Regions from separate parts of the Homo sapiens genome. Here region 1 is linked to region 2. Evidence: read pairs that join two places in POLR2A ChIA-PET (ENCODE). Cell type or tissue: PC-3. All regions are shown on one strand.

Region 1 (4,000 bases), 1.3 Mb after region 2:
CTGTGCTCAAGTTGGTGGCATCTAATTGCTTAAGTCTTTGATCAGTCTCCTCAGCATATGCTTGTTTTTGATACACCAATGGCTCCTTCCGCTTTTCTGTGAAGTGGCTGACCTGCCTATCCCTCTTATGGTGGAACCTCCCTTCCGTGAGCACCTAGGCATCCGTGGCACGGCCAGGGTGGAGATGGGTCTCTGCCCTGCCACGCACGACTGCTTAGCCACTTTCCATTGGCCAAGACACCGCGCTGCCTAGTGACATTGGTTTTGGCAAATCCAGGGTCAGTGTGACAGCCAGCAGGTGGACACACACAGCAGGGTGAGAGATGGCAGCGGCTCCCGGCGATGAGGAAGGTGGGGCTTCCCCAGCCAGGCGAATCCGCTGTGGTTCTTCATGCAGCATTCGCAGAGCAGTGTGCAGTGGGACTCGGGAAGATGGGGCGAGCCCTTGAACCCTATCCTCTCTCATCAACAGAACGGATGCTCTGCTCCTGAGACTGTCGCTGGTGGTTGGCAAAGAGGTGTTTTACACCGCCCTCTGGGGGAGCGTCCTGGCCAGCCCGTCCATCCGCCTCCCTGCCTCAGTCTTCGTGGTGGGCCACATCAACAGGGATGCCCCCGGCCGGGAGCAGAAGTACATGCTGGGGACCAATCACCAACTCACGGTGGGTGCTGTGTTCCTCACAGGGCATGGGGAGGAGGCGACATGTGGGCACAGCATCCTCATGGGCAGGTTGTCACTGAAGCTGCAAAGGGACATCCAGGAAAGGGAGGTGCACCAAGCTTAAGTCTGGGTAACGAACGGCTGAGCAAGGCGAGAAGGAGGCCTTGTGCAGTTGAGGCTGGTGGTGGCTTTTTTAACATATGCATTAAGGTTTTTTTTGTTTTTGTTTTTGTTTTGAGACGGAGTCTCGCTCTGTCGCCGAGGCTGGGGTGCAGTGGCACAACCTCGACTCACTGCAAGCTTCGCCTCCCGGGTTCAAGCAATTCTCCTCTCTCAGCCTCCCGAGTAGCTGGGATTACAGGCACCCACCACCATGCCCGGCTAATTTTTGTGTTTTTAGTAGAGATGGGGTTTCACCATGTTGGCCAGGATGGTCTCGAACTGCCTGCCTGGCGGGTGATCCACCCACCGCGGCCTCCCAAAGTGGCATTAAGATTCATACATTCAAATAAGTGTTCACACCCTCAGAGGTCCCTTCTGGAGGCCCCTGGCTTTGCAGAAATGTGCTTAGCTGCACACGGCGCTCAGACGGCCTCTGCACGCAGAGGGTCTGCTGCATTGGCGGGTCTTTGTTTCCTTCCTCTGTCCTGTGTCACGGGGGCCACTGCCCACTCACACATGGAAACCCCCTCCTCCCTTGGCGTCCTCCCCCTCCTCTCTTGTCTCCATTGGCTGCTCTCAAACCTAAATTATTGGGGTCCCCCAGGTATCCATCTCCAGGCCCTTCAAGGGAAGCTCTCTTCCCTGGTAACGACATCCCTTCTCGTGCCCTTAGAAATGGTAACCTCCCAGATCTTTGTCTCTTTTCCCCAAACCTGCCTCTTGTGCTTTTGTGTCTTGCTGTCTTTCGCCACCTGGTGGTGTTCCCACACTTTGATCTTAAAGTGTTCAGATTGAATTCGCAGGTGAGAAGATCTGCAGCTGAGTGTGAATTACCCTCTGGTTCCATTTCTCTTTGCAAAATGGGGGTTGTAGACCTGCTTCACAGGATCTCTCTGATGACAAGGTGGAAAAATGGATGAAAAGCGCCTCGCACAATGATCAGGACACAGGCGACCCCGATGAACACGTCCCTTTCCTGCCCCGTCAGTATCCCCTTTGTCTCTTTCTCTCCATCGTCTCAGCCCTGCTCTGGCTTCTTGTCTCTTACTCTTGGATCTGACTGGTTTCTTCCCATCCCAAATCTGCTAAGAGATTTGGGATGGGGAGAAAGCCTAGCTTTGCTCATATGTATCCTGTGCTTTAAAAATGTCTGACTTCCCGGCTGGGTGCGGTGACTCATGCCTGTAATCTCAGCACTTTGGGAGCCCTGAGGCAGGTGAATCACTTGAGGTCAGGAGGTCAAGAGCAGCCGGGCCAACATGATGAAACCCCACGTTTATTAAAAATACAAAAATTAGCCTGGGCGCAGTGGCTCATGCCTGTAATCTCAGCACTTTGGGAGGCCGAGGCGGGTGGATTACCTGAGGCCAGGAGTTCAAGACCACCCTGGCCAACATGGTGAAACCCCGTCTCTACTAAAAATACAAAAATGAGCTGGGTGTGGTGATGGGCGCCCGTAGTCCCAGCTACTCAGGAGGCTGAGACAAAGGAATCGCTTGAACCTGGGAGGCGGGGGTTGCAGTGAGCTAAGATTGCACCACTGCACTCCAGCCTGGGTGTCAAAGCGAGACTCTGTCTGAAAAACAAACAAAAAAAATTAGCAGAGCATGGTGGCGGGCACCTATAATCCCAGCTACTCAGCTGTCTGAGACACGAGAATCGCTTGAACGCCGGTGGCAGAGGTTGCAGTGAGTCAAGATCACACCACTGCACTCCAGCCTGAGTGACAGAGCAAGACCCTGTCTCAAAGAAAATAAAAAAATAAAAATATCTGACTTCCCATTGCCAACAGCTATAGTCCAAGCTCAAGAGCATTCTAACCATCTGCTCCCAGCCACAGCACCTCACTCTTCCCTGCAGGCCCTGCGCTCCCACACGACTGCCACAGGGCCTGGCCTCACAGTGCCTTTGCTCCCGGCTGTTCCCTTCTGTCCCCCTGGCTGTGCATTCCTGCCCTTCTTCGAGGTCTCAGTGTAGCTCCTTCCTGTTCTTCAAGCCCAGCTTTCCCGTGGAGCATCATTGTTCTCTGCAGTTGAAAGAGCTCTCCTCTTCTGAACTCTGAGCGTTTGTCTGTGGCTCTAATTTCTTATGCATCTCTAGTCTACCTATCTGTATTCAGAAAAGACACTCAGAATATCTACTGAATTGATCAGGAATTATTTTCCCATGTGTCTTCAGAGCTTTAGTTTAAGGTTCCTGTTGGATCCTTTCTGGGATCGTAGAATTTGAGATCATAGAACCCGGCCATCTGGTCCAAACCCCTCCGGCTCTCACGTGGAACAGTGAGGTCTGCAGCTGAACGTCTTCTCCGATGTCACGCAGCCTGTGGCCTCGAGAGCTAGAACCCACACCCTCCTGACCTGTGGCTGCTGGTTCTCTTCTGAGTGATATAACGCAGGAGTTTCAAGATTCCCGGGAAAGGTTACTTTCGTTTTTATGACCATAAAGAGTAGCCTGAAAATGCTAGTGCCGTTTGATCGTTTACAGGTGAAGTCTTTGCGTGCCTCCCTGTTGGACTCAAATGTTCTTGTGCAAAGAAATAATCTGGAAATCGTTCTGTTTTTCTTCCCATTTTATACCTGTCTGGTAAGTAATTTGTACTCTTCTGGTAAGTCACTGGTGTTTCCCAAGGGGTGGGATATAGATCTCAAGCAGTTCTGTCGTACGAGGACAGCTCAGCCACTCATGGGCATTATTTGCTGGTAGCCAGTGAAAAGTCCTTGTTCATTTTTGCAAGGATAGCGTTTTCATTGCACGTATTGAATAGCTTCTTTCCATGGGTAATGTGTAAGGAACCAGCCCATTTTGAGATAGAGCTTTGCAGACCAGCAAGGAAGGGCTGCGTGTCAAAAAGTCAGCAATCTGCCCTATCATTCCCTTGCAGTAAATTTCTCTGTCCTTCTAATAGGATTCCAATGAGAGAGCCATCCCCCTCCTCAGATCTGACATCGTGCGCATTCTCTCAGCCGCCACCCAGACCCTACTGAGAAGGGACATGTCCCTGAACAGAAGACTGTATGCATGGTTACTAGGTACTGAGCAGTATACACCCTTTTAAAGTCAAAGTTAATATGAAACCTTTTAGTGCTGACTTCTGGAATAAGATTTGGTCTTGGTGATGTATCTCTGAATCATGAAGTATGGAAAGATACCACAATGACTAAATATGGCACTGGT
Region 2 (4,000 bases):
GTGGTTTCAAGGAGATCTACTTTCTTAATTAGACAAACCAGACCCCGGCGATAACAAAAACACAGGTGTTACCAAAACAGCACAGGTTCAAGAAAATGTCTAGCTCATTTGTACATGTATTTATTCATTTTCAGGTGTCTACTATATGCGGCATAGGGCTAAGCTGGCCCTCCATGATCAATGCAAAGTTCCAAATTCACAAATTTTTGGCCTAGGGTCTGTGGATCCCCAGAAGGTCCATAAATGAGTTCTGGTAGCCTAGAAACTGAAATGATATACGTAATTCTGTGTGTAAGTGAACACGTGCATTTTTTTTTTGTCCTTGGAAAAAGCCTTCCAAAGGATTTTCAAAAGTATCTATGATGTTCCCCAAAGATTAAAAATCATATTCTAAGAAAAAACTAGAAAGAAATGTGCAGTAGACCATCTTTCCTCCTGCAGCAACAATGCAGCTGATAAAGCAGCTGGAGAGATTTCTTCTTTGGTTCTGAAATGAAATTACTAAAGCTGTATTTCCTGATTGATCAGTTATTCTCTGACTGATTAAATACTCCAACTGGGATGAAGCAGTCACAGATTTCATTGCTAAAATTTCTTTTTCTTTTTTCTTTTTTTAGATGGAGTTTTGCTCTTGTTGCCCAGACTGGAGTGCAGTGGCGCAACCTCGGCTCACTGCAACCTCTACCTCCTGGGTTCAAGCGATTCTCCTGCCTCATCCTCCTGAGTAGCTGGGATTACAGGCGCCCGCCACCACACCTGGCTAATTTTTTGTATTTTTAGTAGAGATGGCGGTGTCACCATGTTGGCCAGGCTGGTCTTGAACTCCTGACCTCAGGTGATCCACCCACCTCGGCCTCCCAAAGTGCTGGGATTACAGGTGTGAGCCACTGTGCCCGGATACCAATTGCTAAAATTTCTTAAATTTCTCTCAGCTGAAGCCATGATACACTTTCTTGTCATTCTAAAGGTGGCAGGTGATGTAGCACTTGCCTCAACTGCAGATGTAAACTGATATAAGCTGCTCAGTGAATTCGTTTCACATAAGAGAATTCCTTTTGACCCTGAACTTCAATTTTTTGGGGGTGTCATGGAGTCCCAGTCCATTTGGCTAAAATGTGAATTATTCTGAACAATAACCTCTGTGCTCACATGACCTCTGGAGTTCAGCCCGGTCCCCAGAGCTCCCTAACCCTCATCTCCTGGGAGCTGCTATCTCTTCCTCCTTTGTAAAGGAGCGGTCGATTTACATGGAGATACTGAATCAAAGAGAGAAACATTCCAAGGGTGAGATACACTCTGAACCAAGATTTAAACTGCCAAGGAGAAAAAGGAGGGAATGGAAGAAAAGAGAGAAGGTTCAGGCTTCTACAGGGCCAGTGTAGCCAGCGAGGCCATCAAAGCCGGACAGGCAGGTTTTCCCAGTTACGGAATGAACCCGAGGTTAGGAGCTGTGATCCTGGATGGCAGCCAGCGCCCAGATAGATTCGTTTTGTAGAACAGAGAAAAACCCTTCCATGTTCAACCTCTGGCAGTTTCTATGAGGTTTACAATCCCCATGGACTGGCAGCTGGTCACAGAAAGAGAACTTCTTTCTCTACCTTTCATTTTGCACCACTTACTAGGCCCCTTGGAGAATCCATCAGACTGGTGGCTTTTGACAGAATTCAAAATTGGCACTGAAAGTTTGGATGAGCCAAGAGCCAGGGCCTTCTGAGCCATGGCGTGGTGTGTTCATGCCAAGGGTATATTTTCAAGCACATTTTCAAAAACAGAAAATGAGACAGTTGTCTTAAGATCACTTAATAAAACGTAATGAAACTGTTAAAGGTAAGATTCAGTGAGGAAGATTAAGACTAATTGTTAAAATTAGTCAGAATGATCTGCTCTCTTCCTAATGGGAAGCAAATTGCAAAAAAAAAAAAAAAGAAGAAGAAGGAAAAAGAAAGAAAAAAATCTGGCAGGCTTTGGTGTTGACACTTACACTTGAAAGAGAAAAATCAAGTTATATTTTATGACTATGGAAAGAAATTATGACAGAGTCAAATCGGGCCTTCAGACAGCTCATTTACTTTTGTAGCGCTGACTAAAAAAAAAAAAAAAAATATATATATATATATACACACACACATATATATATACATCTCAAGACCAACAATATTCATATCCACAGTAATTACAATTGGGTCAAATGTTCCATTAGGGTTTCCGTATTTTTTATTGCTTATTATCACTGGTGGGAAGGAGAGTCTGTTCAAAATATTGTCTGTTTATGGCATTTCAATTAATTTTCTCATTCCAGAGTATGGGAAGACAGCCCAGCCTTGGTTGCAGCTATTTTACTTTTTGGGGTTTATGCAAACTCAAGGGCATACTGGCACGAATCCTGCAGCCAAATGCAAACACTCCACACCTTGGGGAAACAGTTCACTGTTACCCAAGTAAACACAAGCACCTATTAGTCACCCACTCAAAACAGAAATGGTCAATGAGGGATGCAAGATCAGCCATCAATGCCAGAAAAGAAAGCACACTGCTTTCAAAATCTCATTTTTTTATTATCACTGGTTTACTGTGCATTGCCGGAAAGCCACTACTGAACTTCTTGTGGGAAAATGTCACTGGCACGGATCACTAAATAGTTTTTAAAACTTTTATGACCAAAACCTAACTTGAAGACCCACACAGATGCATAGTATGATGATAACACTTTCTCTAGAAAAGCAATTCAATGATACTTAGCTATTGATTCCTAACAGCAGAAATCCACAAGAACTGAATTAAGAGAGTTAGCTAGGCCGATGGGCATGGACCAGGCTGTGGGGCCTTTGTTTTTTATTGGCTTCTCACCCACTCTGCCAGCTACTCATCCGAAGCCTTTAAGATGTTTTCTAGACACACATCTCTGAATCATAATGCAAATTCCATTTACTGAAAGGTGGGGACTTTTAATACAACAAGTGAACCCATTTAATGACTTATGCTTTTATATCTTATAGCATCACTCATGCTTTCAAAAAGTGGATATAATTTTCTTTGCATTACCCTATTATTAATATAGTACTATGAATATATATTTTCAATCACATTATATAAATTTTTTATTTTCTCCAGCTATGATTCTATTATGAAAATGCTCCAGATAGCTAGGATAGCAAAAATAATCACCAAAATAATCAACTCACATTTACCCCTTTCTCCTTTCTGACTAATCAAATTCTCTGAGAACTGAGATTTTCTTGTTTTTAAATGCCTTTTTAAAGAGTAATAATTTCTCTTATTTTAAATGTTGTTTGATTGGTGCTTCCATTTTTTTCAATACGAGAACTATTACTGTTATTTAGGTATTTACCATAAGTCTTTTTATTATACTTGAAATAACTTATTTGTAAGCTTAATCGGTACTATATTACAAAAAATGAGTTTAAAAAACTATCTTACCTCCCTCAACTAAACTTTTACTACTTGTTGCTATTTATAAAATATGATTTGGTTCTTACAATGTAAAGAAAACATAATACTTGAAAATAATTGGAAACCAGAAAAAATTACAATAAGCCAAGATTCCTATTTCTGCTCTAATGCTTTGATAATGAGTTAAAGGCAAGGAAAAATAAAATCACACATGGAGCTGAAGTAATGCAACAATTTCTTGGATAATCCAATCTCTAATATTATTAGTATCTAAAATGCTAACCAGGCCCAACCCCTCCTCCTAAATAAGGCATTGAAAAGAAATACAACAGGAAGATCATACTGCCATCAATGGTACTAACATTATTTCTTCATGTCTTTTTCTAAAAAGGTAAGCTTGCTTGAAACCATGTTTCAACATCATACACTAGAAATCCCTAAAATTATTAGAAGTGGTCATTCGAAACTCTGTCACTTTTCACAGATAGCCCACAGATCATACGTCAACAGTTTCCATTAAATAGCTTTTGTATTGTTATCCAAGAGAGAATCCTCATTGTAATTGTATAATCCTAGTTTCATTAAAGTC

Evidence for each region. Peaks named below come from ENCODE experiments on the same cell type or tissue, not always from the same donor. Only the 100,000 strongest peaks of a DNase experiment are listed, where the experiment ranks them.
Region 1: POLR2A ChIA-PET joins it to region 2 with 5 read pairs; 1 of 35 experiments calls an interaction of 5 or more read pairs at or near these places.

What each region holds. Positions count from the first base shown.
Region 1 is chr21:36,208,243-36,212,242 of GRCh38, forward strand. It overlaps DOP1B (DOP1 leucine zipper like protein B), which reads left to right. Exons shown (of 37, transcript NM_001320714.2): 5 at 473-662; 6 at 3,311-3,409; 7 at 3,732-3,855. Among named protein-coding and RNA genes, the nearest start is that of DOP1B, 53 kb to the left of the region's middle. RefSeq lists a silencer at 1,429-1,723 and an enhancer at 2,328-3,262. In PC-3, CTCF peaks have their summits at 1,588 (motif pointing left) and 1,789; DNase peaks (open chromatin) are centred at 1,569, 2,009 and 3,959; H3K4me3 peaks cover 401 bases; H3K27ac peaks cover 3,107 bases.
Region 2 is chr21:34,876,260-34,880,259 of GRCh38, forward strand. All of the region lies in intron 5 of RUNX1 (RUNX family transcription factor 1), which reads right to left. The region is part of intron 1 of RUNX1-AS1 (RUNX1 antisense RNA 1); the gene reads left to right. Among named protein-coding and RNA genes, the nearest start is that of RUNX1-AS1, 42 kb to the left of the region's middle. In PC-3, no CTCF peak of the experiment used is centred here; DNase peaks (open chromatin) are centred at 1,442, 2,432 and 2,872; H3K4me3 peaks cover 2,475 bases; H3K27ac peaks cover 3,132 bases.